Linked DNA regions of Homo sapiens: region 2 is linked to region 1. Evidence: read pairs that join two places in POLR2A ChIA-PET (ENCODE). Cell type or tissue: A673. All regions are shown on one strand.

The links. ChIA-PET counts read pairs that join two places held together with the same protein. Peaks named below come from ENCODE experiments on the same cell type or tissue, not always from the same donor. Only the 100,000 strongest peaks of a DNase experiment are listed, where the experiment ranks them.
Region 2: POLR2A ChIA-PET joins it to region 1 with 5 read pairs; 6 of 35 experiments call an interaction of 5 or more read pairs at or near these places.

The regions. Positions count from the first base shown.
Region 1 is chr2:9,226,461-9,231,460 of GRCh38, reverse strand. All of the region lies in intron 1 of ASAP2 (ArfGAP with SH3 domain, ankyrin repeat and PH domain 2), which reads right to left. Among named protein-coding and RNA genes, the nearest start is that of ASAP2, 22 kb to the right of the region's middle. RefSeq lists an enhancer at 1-392 and a silencer at 4,687-4,981. In A673, no CTCF peak of the experiment used is centred here; a DNase peak (open chromatin) is centred at 2,760; H3K27ac peaks cover 1,435 bases.
Region 2 is chr2:9,433,102-9,438,101 of GRCh38, reverse strand. CPSF3 (cleavage and polyadenylation specific factor 3) reads right to left here. Exons shown (of 18, transcript NM_016207.4): 6 at 4,142-4,231; 7 at 1,741-1,891. Among named protein-coding and RNA genes, the nearest start is that of CPSF3, 12 kb to the right of the region's middle. In A673, no CTCF peak of the experiment used is centred here; no DNase peak of the experiment used is centred here.

The DNA of each region.
Region 1 (5,000 bases):
TACCGAGTCATGACGCAAACCCAAGTCTGTCAAAGCCCAGGCTGTTGCCTCCATACCAGATGCTAAAACTGGGTCTTAAAGTTAGATGTGACCTGACTTAAGCCCTAGAGCAAGTTCCTCCTGGCTGAGGTCAGAGGCAAGCTTGGCTGGGGAGAGGAAGAGGGCAGAGCCTGAAAACCTGGTGAGGAGTCAAGGAAACTGTCACCTGCTCCCTGGAGGTGACAAGGTCCTGGCTACAGGAGGGAGTGAAGGGAAAGGATTCACCCCAGCAAACCCTTCCAGCAGAGAGAAACACCCAGCCACTGCCTTTCCCCCATCCATCCTGCTGGCAGGAAGCACAAATTCCTCTTGCCCAGGCTGGCATAAGAAGAAAAAGGAAGGAAGTGGCCTGGGGAAAGTGACCGACATAGAACCGCAAAGCAGCCGAGCCTGGGCAGCATCTCCCCGCCAGAAACAGGCAGGGGTTTGTGCTGCCAGGAAGCAAGAAGCTGGACTGTGCCCTGCCATGGAACCAGCCCAGGGCCTCCCTCACACACCTCCAAGGTCACACAGGACCCCCTGGCCCATGCTCCTGTGCAGGCAGACCCCATCTCTGGGCTTTGTTGCTATTAAAGACATTGCTGCTCCCAAACCACTGTTTTCATCAAAACCCTTATAAATCTGGTCTGCTTAAAAGGGCTTCTCCAGTGATTAGAAAATGCAGGCGTTTTCCTAACAACCTTCCTTCAAAAGGTGAAACAACGTCCTTGCCTTGCACATATCTGCTCTTACTCCCAGCTGTGATGGAAAACATGGACCGTCCTCCTCGCCAAGCAGCTCAGGGGATGCAGGCACCTCATCCAGCATCTCAGTTCTGGGGGAACCCAGGTCTGCACACAGATACTGCTCCTTCCCTCCCACACCCCTCCTGCAGGAGGCTGAGTCTGCCCAGGGAAAGCAGCTTGCAGTCCAGCTGTGGGGCTGACCACTGGGGAATCAGTCTCAGCACAGTTTTTGCCTGCAGGTTCCAGGCCCTGGGCTCAGGCTGTGGCTTCCAGAAACCTCGGCTTGGGAAACTCGCCTGCCAGAGTCACGGCTGCACTGCTCAGTCTTGTAACACAGGCTCGCAGTGGCAGCAGGCCCACGCAGCCCCTCTGGGTCCCCAACACTGGTCCTCTGGGTCCCTGGCCAGACCCTGAGCAAACAAGCCCTGTTCACTCCTGAAGGTTATGACTGATTTGGTGTTGCCAATAGCAACTGCCTCTGTATCCTGACACATTTATCACACCATATGGTAATCAGCTGTTTACATATGTGTTTATTCTGAAACTGTGAGTGCCTAGAAATCCAGGACTCCCTCTTTACTGACATCAGCAAATGCCCCAGTGTCTGGGACCTTTAATGCAGTATGTAAAAGAAGCAAACATCATCATCTCTTCTTGCAGAATTCATGAAGCTGTTCTCAACCAGCAGCTTCTTTACCTCTTGAGCAAGGCTAGGACCTTCCTTGCTCCATACACAAACACACATCTCTACCCCAGCCCACACTGACAACCGCCAGGGCTGCAGAAATCAGCATCACTCCAGGCCCACAAATGCCCCCAACAGCCTGGCCCACCCACAATTTACAGGGGACAGGAGGGGCACACACCTCCAGGGCCAGGCACTTGCTTCATGTTCTCCAGACAGCCTGTCTCCCCCTCTTAGGCTCAGGCACTTTGTCCCCCTGCAGAATGCTCTCTCCAGTCTCCCTTTGCTATCAACTACTCCATCACTTACTCAACCAATTCCCTCCAGTGCTCTGTGTGCCCAGCCCCGTGCCTAACGCAGGCAATCCTGGCTCCCTAACACCTGCATGTCCTTCCAGGCTCGACTGAGATTCAGGCTCCTACAGAAAAGCAGCCAGCTCAATGCTGGCCACAACCGCTCCGCTCCTCCCTAGACACATGCTGGGCCTCTCCTGCCAGGCCAGCAGTGCCCAAGGGGGACGGCTATTTCTCCTGTCTCCTTTGTAGCTGCCCCTGGTTCCCAGCTCAGTGAGAGGCTGGATGCACAGTACTCAGGTTGGTTCATCGACAGGGGAAATCCCTCAGTCCAGGCTCAAGTGAGGTCAAAGGGTGAAGACAACAGAGGTGGGGCTGAGGCTCACTGTGGCGGGCACCACTGAGCAAAGTCCAGTCCAGGGGTCAGCATCCCCAGGGCAACTGCGAAGTCCACCATGGAAGCAGCACCGGCCACCTGCCCCGCCACCAGCCCTGCAGGTATGCCCTACTATCTTTAAATCTGTTGGGTTTCTTTGTTCCTGAAGTTAAGTGTGATGATGCGGGGGGGGCTCCACATCTGTACAGATGTTTAGTACATCTGTACTAAAACTCCGCTTCTCTGCCGAGTCCTGTCTCTATCCTGATTGTCCACTTTCCGCCCCTAGCCTTCAACTGCCAGATCCCTACGTGGTAACAAGGCAGGTGTGGCTTTCGGAATGGAGCCCGGCAGCACTCCCTCCTGAGATACCGGATCTTCCACCTCTGGGGAGTTGGCCCGTGAGGGGTGCTTGAAGCTGCTGGAAATGTCACAGAAATTTGACAGGAAATAGGACTATCAACACACTTCACTATTGTGACAATAAAACTAAAATTTCAGTTATATAGCATTATTTAGGAAGAGTGCCGTTCATAATTTCTTGGCCAACTGAGCAGCATACATTTACATATATTAGGTATCACCAGAAATAATTTGCATTTGGGTATGCCAGTTCACATACGCATTCTGCTGTCCCTTGAGAGTCTGAGAAATTCAATGATCCAGAGGCACCACAGTTTCTTGCCTCTGTGACGGCCAGATGGAAAGAGACCATTCATTTGTATATCACACATGAACTCTGCTCAGGAAGATGGGGGCCGCTCACTCTGCCAAGCATAACAAAAATACATCAACTATCAGCTCCCAAATGGGTTTACTCCTCCTGTGGCCACCCAATCACTCTTCCCCAAAGAAAGAGACCAAAGACCAAATACCAAAACATAGCAACCAAAAGGAATGCGAAAAAACAGGGAATGTGATTATAGACTCAAAGACTGGGAACCACTTAGCCATCATCTCAAATCTTTCTCTTCTCAAGGATAACACCAAGTGAGTAGGCAGGATGTGAAAAAAAGAAATATGCATTGTAACTGGAATACTCACCATGACAGATGACATAAGTATATTTTTAACACTGAAGGAAGATATGATTCTCTCAAAAGGATGATTCATTCCAATGATAAATAATTCAAGATTATTACTTCTTCAAGGTTATATGGCCAAAGAGTATGTCCCTATCAACCATACACCATGAATTATGTCTCACACTAAAATTCCAGAATTCTTAAAACCTCATATTAAAAGATTCACCCCCATTCCATTTCAATTATAATTATAGATACACTCATAATGTTATCTAGACTATCCTCTCCGATCTCGCTGCTATTATCTGGTTATTATAAATAAGCAGTACCTTTTGCTGGAACAGCTAATACCACTAGTATTAACAGTAACCAGTACTATTAACTCTCTTCTGATGTAACATGCAAATATTTCTAAGTTATCTGTCCTCACTAGTCATTTCCAAAGAAAGTAACATGCAACAAACAATGCATATATGAACCTTGAAATCCCTTTTCAAATGAAGAGGCTGGTCAAAGAAGTTTCTAAGCACATAGAATCTTTGTATATGCACGTGTACTCACAAATACCTTACCCACATATTTTTTTAACTCAATAAAACGGTTACTGAGGACCTCCCAAATACTCAGCTGGTTCTGGGTTACAGAAAGATCATTCATTGAACAAGAGCTGTAAGATCCTGGTTAAAGTCTCAGGGCTACTACTTACCAATTATCTTATTTTACAGAGCCGTTAAACCTCTGTGATGCTGTTTCTCAGCTGTAAAATGTGCATGAGCCCTGTCCCACCCGAATAGCGTTTGAAAATAGCCAAGTATAAATACAAATGAGAGCTTATTTTAAAAAAAGAAAAAAGAGATCCTGCCCTCAGGAGTTTGCAGTTCGGTTTTAGGAAATAAGAACACAAACACAGGAAACAAGTCCACCGTGTAAATGGTGAACTTGCTTTAGAGGAGGCTCACTGCTGAACGACACTGAGGGAGGGTCAGCACAACACTCATGCGTCAGGCACTGCAGGGCACAGGGGCGCACAACCCCAAGTCCCCCACTTCACAGAGCACATGCCCTTAGGATTGGGGGCTGAGGGTACAGCAGAGGCCAAGTGCCCTGAAAATGTAGGAAGTGGGGATAATGGAGGAAGTGGAGATAATGGAGGCTGCTAGTGAGAAATGAAGACTTCTCAAGCACAGCAGGGCTGGAGACGCCGGATGGCAGATGAGCAGGATTCCAGAGCCACAGGAGAGGAGGATCTGAAATACTCTCTCACACATACTTCCTTCTCGCCAGGGAGCAGGACCCGAACACCTGGACTGGATCTGAGCTCCCTTACCCTTCTGGCTGGGCGACACCTCTGCTCCACTGACAACAGCCTATCCCAGGCCCATGGTGCACCCCTCCAGCATGCAGGAGAAGGGAATGCCTCCTGACTGACCAAGGAAGCCACCTGCAATCTCTCTCCAGACCTCCCGCCTTTCTGGTCCCTGGGTGAGTGCTGGGAGAGAGATCACACACCGATGATGTTAGGCCAGGGAAGAGCACACCGTTTGCTAGATTGCCAATGTTTTGAGTGGACGGACGGCGTGTTCTTTGTTTTTCCAGGCTCCCTGTGACCTGTTTCCCAAGTCCTCCCCTCCAGGGCTTAAGAGGGAAGAAGAAGTGACATAGGACAGTCCTCCCCACGGCAGCCTGAAAGGACCTTTGTGCAGAGGCCAGCATCCAGAGCAGGACAACCTCAGTGAGGCTTCCTCCCAACTCCCCCTTTACCACAAAGCCCTTCAGCAAGCTGGACTTTAAAATTACAGAATCCCCAAGCTGGAAGGTGCCCTTGAAGTCATTATGGAACATCCTCAGATCAAGAAA
Region 2 (5,000 bases), 210 kb before region 1:
TGGCAGAACAGAGAGGATGAGCTAAGATGCAAGTGTTTCTAGTGCTTCGCACAGAGGTGACACTCATGCAAAGCACCCATTTTATTATTTGCTTTTTTTTGAGACAGGGTCTCATTGTGTCGCCCACCCTGGAGTGCAGTGGCACAATCTTGGCTCACTGCAACCTCTACCTCCCAGGCTCAAGTGATACTCCTACCTCAGTCTCCCAGGTAGCTGGGACAACAGGCGTGTATCACCACGTCCAGCTAATTCTTTGTATTTTTTGTAGAGACAGGGTCTTGCCTTGTTGCCCAGGCTGATCTTAAATTCCTGGGCTCAAGTGATCTTCCGCCCTTAGCCTCTCAAGGTGCTGGAATTAGGGATTACAGTCGTGAGCCACTATGCCTGGCTGTAAAGTACCTTCTTTTATTCTTCAATAAGAGTGCTCTTCCCAACTAGAATCACCGAATGTGAGGTAGAAGGGATCATGAAGTACAAATGTATGCTAAAAAGTAACAACCATTGTTTCTCTTATTACAAAAAATTATACATGCTCACTGAAGTACTTGTAAAATGGAGAAAAGCAGAAAACAAAAAATATCATCCATATCCTCACTATCCAGATTTAGTAGCTTTTCAGTCATTTGTGTGTGCATTTTTTACCTAACTAGGATCAGAGTACATATAGTTTTTTTTTTGTTGTTGTTTGTTTGTTTGTTTTGAGACAGTCTCCCTCTGTCACCGAGGCTGGAGTGCAGTGGTGCAATCTCGGCTCACTGCAACCTCTGCCTCCCAGGCTCAAGCAATTCTCATGCCCCAGCCTCCAGAAAAGCTGGAACTACAGGTGTGTGCCACCACACCTGGCTCATTTTTCTATTTTTGGTAGAGACGAGGTTTCACCATGATGGCCAGGCTGGTCTTGAACTCCTGGCCTCAAGTGATCTGCCCACCTCAGCCTCCCTAAGTGCTAGGATTACAGGCGTGAGCCACCACGTCCAGCCCAGAGTAAATATAGTTTTGAACTCTACTTTTTTGGTTGACTTAATATATTATGTGCAAAGTATGTAATTACTCATCTGTAACACAATTTTTTCCTACAATGCTATATTTACTCACATATTTCTTTGAAAATACTAAAATGATGAATACCTTTCCTGACAAAATTTTCTGTACATCTCATTTATTTCCCAGAAGCGGAACTGCTGGCCAAAGGGTACACATATTTTAAGACTTCTGATGGCAACCGGAAGGGGTCGCCAGTTCACATTCCCAACAGCAGTGCATGAGAGTTGCTGTTTTCCTGGGCTATTCCTAGATCCAAATCCCTATTATTATTATTATTATTATTTTTTGAGATGGAGTCTCGCTCTGTCGCCCAGGCTGGAGTGCAGTGGCGCAATCTCGGCTCACTACAACCTCCACCTCCCAGGTTCAAGCAATTCTCTGCCTCAGCCTCCTGAGTAGCTGGGATTACAGGCATCTGTCACTGTGCCCGGCTAATTTTTGTATTTTTAGTAGAGATGGGGTTTCACCATCTTGGTCAGGCTGGTCTTGAACTCCTGATCTCGTGATCTCCCCACCTCAGCCTCCCAAAGTGCTGGGATTACAGGCGTGAGCCACCGCGCCCGGCCCCAAATCTCTATTTTTAAATGAAGAAAACTGAAGTCCAGAACGGTGGAATGACTCATCCAAGACCACATTATTATCTTGATAAAATGACAAGATTTTGATCATCGCCTAAATACAAAGGAAATGGCATACCTAGAATCAAGAGCAGCTCCTGAGCCCTTCCAAGAGCAAAGACAGGAATGAGACCCCTGCCTCCTCTGTTTACAATATCGTGGACAGTGTTACAGAATCTTGCTTCTCGCTCTTCACGTTTCTCATGGATATGGGTCCCATAAGTAGATTCCTAAATAATACATTAGAAGTGTGAGACTAAGACCAATGATCCTCCAAGAATTCAAAAGTTAAACATCAATGAAATACTGAGGGGCTAAGCAATTCACTTCTCCATTAGCATGTCATTTACTCGAACATGTGTTGTCATAATAGTAATTGGGAAGAGCAAGCAAGAATGCTAGAATTCAGGCCCAGCGTGGTGGCTCACACCTGTAATCCCAGCACTTTGGGAAGCCAAGGTGGGTGGATCACCTGAGGTCAGCAGTTTGAGACCAGCCTGGCCAACATGGTGAAACCCTGTCTCTACTAAAAATACAAAAATAAGCTGGGCGTGGTGGTGGGCGCCTGTAATCCCAGCTACTCCGGAGGCTGAGGCAGGAGAGCTGTTTGAACCCAGGAGGAGGAGGTTGCAGTGAGCCGAGATCGCACCATTGCACTCCAGCCTGGGCGACAGAGCAAGACTCCATCTCAAAAAAATAAAATTTAACAACAACAACAAAAAGAGGCCGGGCATGGTGGCTCATGCCTGTAATCCCAGCATTTTGGAAGGCCGAGGCGGGTGGATCACCTGAGGTCAGGAGTCCAGTCTGACCAACAGGATGAAACCCCGTCTCTACTAAAAATACAAAAATTAGCTGGGCATGGTGGCGCATGCCTTATAATCCCAGCTAGTCAGGAGGCTGAGGCAGGAGAATCACTTGAACCTGGGAGGCAGTGGTTGCAGTGAGCCGAGATCATGCCATTGCAGTCGCTCACTCCAGAGTGAGACTCCATCTCAAAAAAAAAAAAAAAGAATGCTAGAATTCAAATCTAAGAACTTTTTATAAAATGAAATAGTCCAAAACTGTATCTTCTTCCCATGTCCTTTTTTAACCATTTTGCTTTCCATTAGGAAGAAAAAGGTTATTTCTCCCACCTCTGATAAGTCAAAGCTTTTAAAATAGAAACAGATGTTGTTTCTTATACTTCTGTTTAAGAATATCCTTAAAGTCTTACTAGGTATGGTCCACTGACCAGAAGATTGACATCCCTTGGGAGCTTATCAGAAGCGCAAAATCTCAGACCCCAGCCCAGATGTACTGAATCAGAATTTGTATCTTAGCAATATCATCAGATGATTATAAGCATATTAAAATTTGAAGCACTGCTCTAAAGTATGGTACTATGAAAATAGCTACTTTTTCTGAGGGTTCAAAAAATAAATCTTCCCTTAAATTAAGTTTATATGCTGGGCATACCATGAGCAGAGTCCAATCTAATCTGCTCACATGTTGCTTATGGACAGCAGTATGTACTGGCCCACATGCCTGGGCAGCTGGGGAACATGGTAGGTGGTGGAGGAGAAACAGACAACTCTTCCTCCTTGAACCACATACACCTGATGTTCTTATATACACCAAAAGCTTGCAAGATTTCTCTCCCAACCCCTGACTCTACAGTCAGCAACACACATCCCAAGCTGCCCCCAAAGAGCTTCTGTACACAGTTCATTTTTTTTGCTCCCCTGGGACTTGCAACCTAGTAGGCAGACATGACACACAAAGATAAACAAAACGATAAGTTAGCATGGACTAAGGGCCTGAGGATAGTCACCATGGCAAAGGCAGTGAGGTCACACCATTTTAAAATGACCCGTAAGATGTTCTTCTACATATTCTCATCTAGAAATATATATTTAGAAGACAGAGAGAGGGCATAGCCAGTAAAAATGATCCTGCCCAGAGACAGCCTGCTGATCCTGCCCAGAGGCAGCCTGGCATCTCTGATATTAGACTAGAGTTAATGCATTTAACAGCAAGAAAGTGAAACTGCACTACAAAAAGAAGCACCTGCCCCAATTTTTTTTTTTTTTGAGACTGAGTCTTGCTTTGTAGCCCAGGCTCGAGTGCAGCAGCGTGATCTTGGCTCACTGCAACCTCCACCTTCTGGGTTCAAGTGATTCTTGTGCCTCAGCCTCCCAGGTAACTGCACCACCACACCCAGCTAATTTTTGTATTTTTTTAGTAGAGATGGGTTTTCACTGTGTTGGCCAAGGTGGTCTCTAACTCCTGGCCTTAAGTGATCTGCCCACCTCAGCCTCCCAAAGCGCTAGGATTACAGGTGTGAGCCACCGTGCCCGGCCACCAGTTTTCTTATATTTTAAAAAAGGTAAGTTTATATCCAATAACATATTATGAAAGTGAGATCACAGTATTATTTTCCAAAAGAAAAAAAATCTGCTTACATTACATTGATTACAATATAGTATATTAATACTTACAATGATAAGAATATCAGGCTTAATATTAGGAATTTCAGCTGCCATTAAGTGCCTATCTTCTTGTCTTGAGAAATCACCAGTGTACAAAAGCTGTGAAAAAGATAAAACTAGAAAGTTAGGATTTGGGGAAGGCTTCATTTTGCTAGTGAATAGATTAAACTCATGAAATCCAAAAGTGCAGTTACAGTTTTTAAGTCTAAAACTGATGAAATTTACATGCAGTGCTTGTGTCCAATTCAAAATGTGTAGTTCAGTCAGTAAACGGTTCAGTGCTTCAATTATTTCCTCTAGTAAATGGGAATAATCTATTCCCAGTATCATCTCACAATGATAACCTATATAACATTAATCCACTTGAGAAGTGCTCTGAACTTCTTAGAGAAAAAGGGCATGCAGACAAGGAAAGGAGTGCACTGAGGTACATGGTCTAAAACCGGAGATAAAATCATAAGAGGGTCTGCATCAAATTCCAAGAGAATTCACATCTGCATTTGTGCTACTTATTTTTTGTGCCCTGGAGCAAACTGCAAGAATAAGTGATTTAGTGATATACTTTACAATTCAATGTCTAAAAGTTCCAAATGTATAAGCAGCTGTGAAAAATTTAGGACGTGACACTAGAGCATTGGTTCTCTGGCTGACGTTAGAATCACCTAGCAAACTCGAAAAGGAAAAGGCCAAGCTGCGCCTCCAGATTTTGATTCAACAGTTATTTTCAGCAGCTCCCTAAGTGAGTCTTATTTGCAGCCTGAGTTCAGAGCGGCTGCTCTGGAGTCTGGAAAGCCAGCGGCCCACCCACGTTGTCAGAAGTTCAAGGCTTCCCCAAAGATCTTTCCTAATTAACCCCTTTCACTCTTGC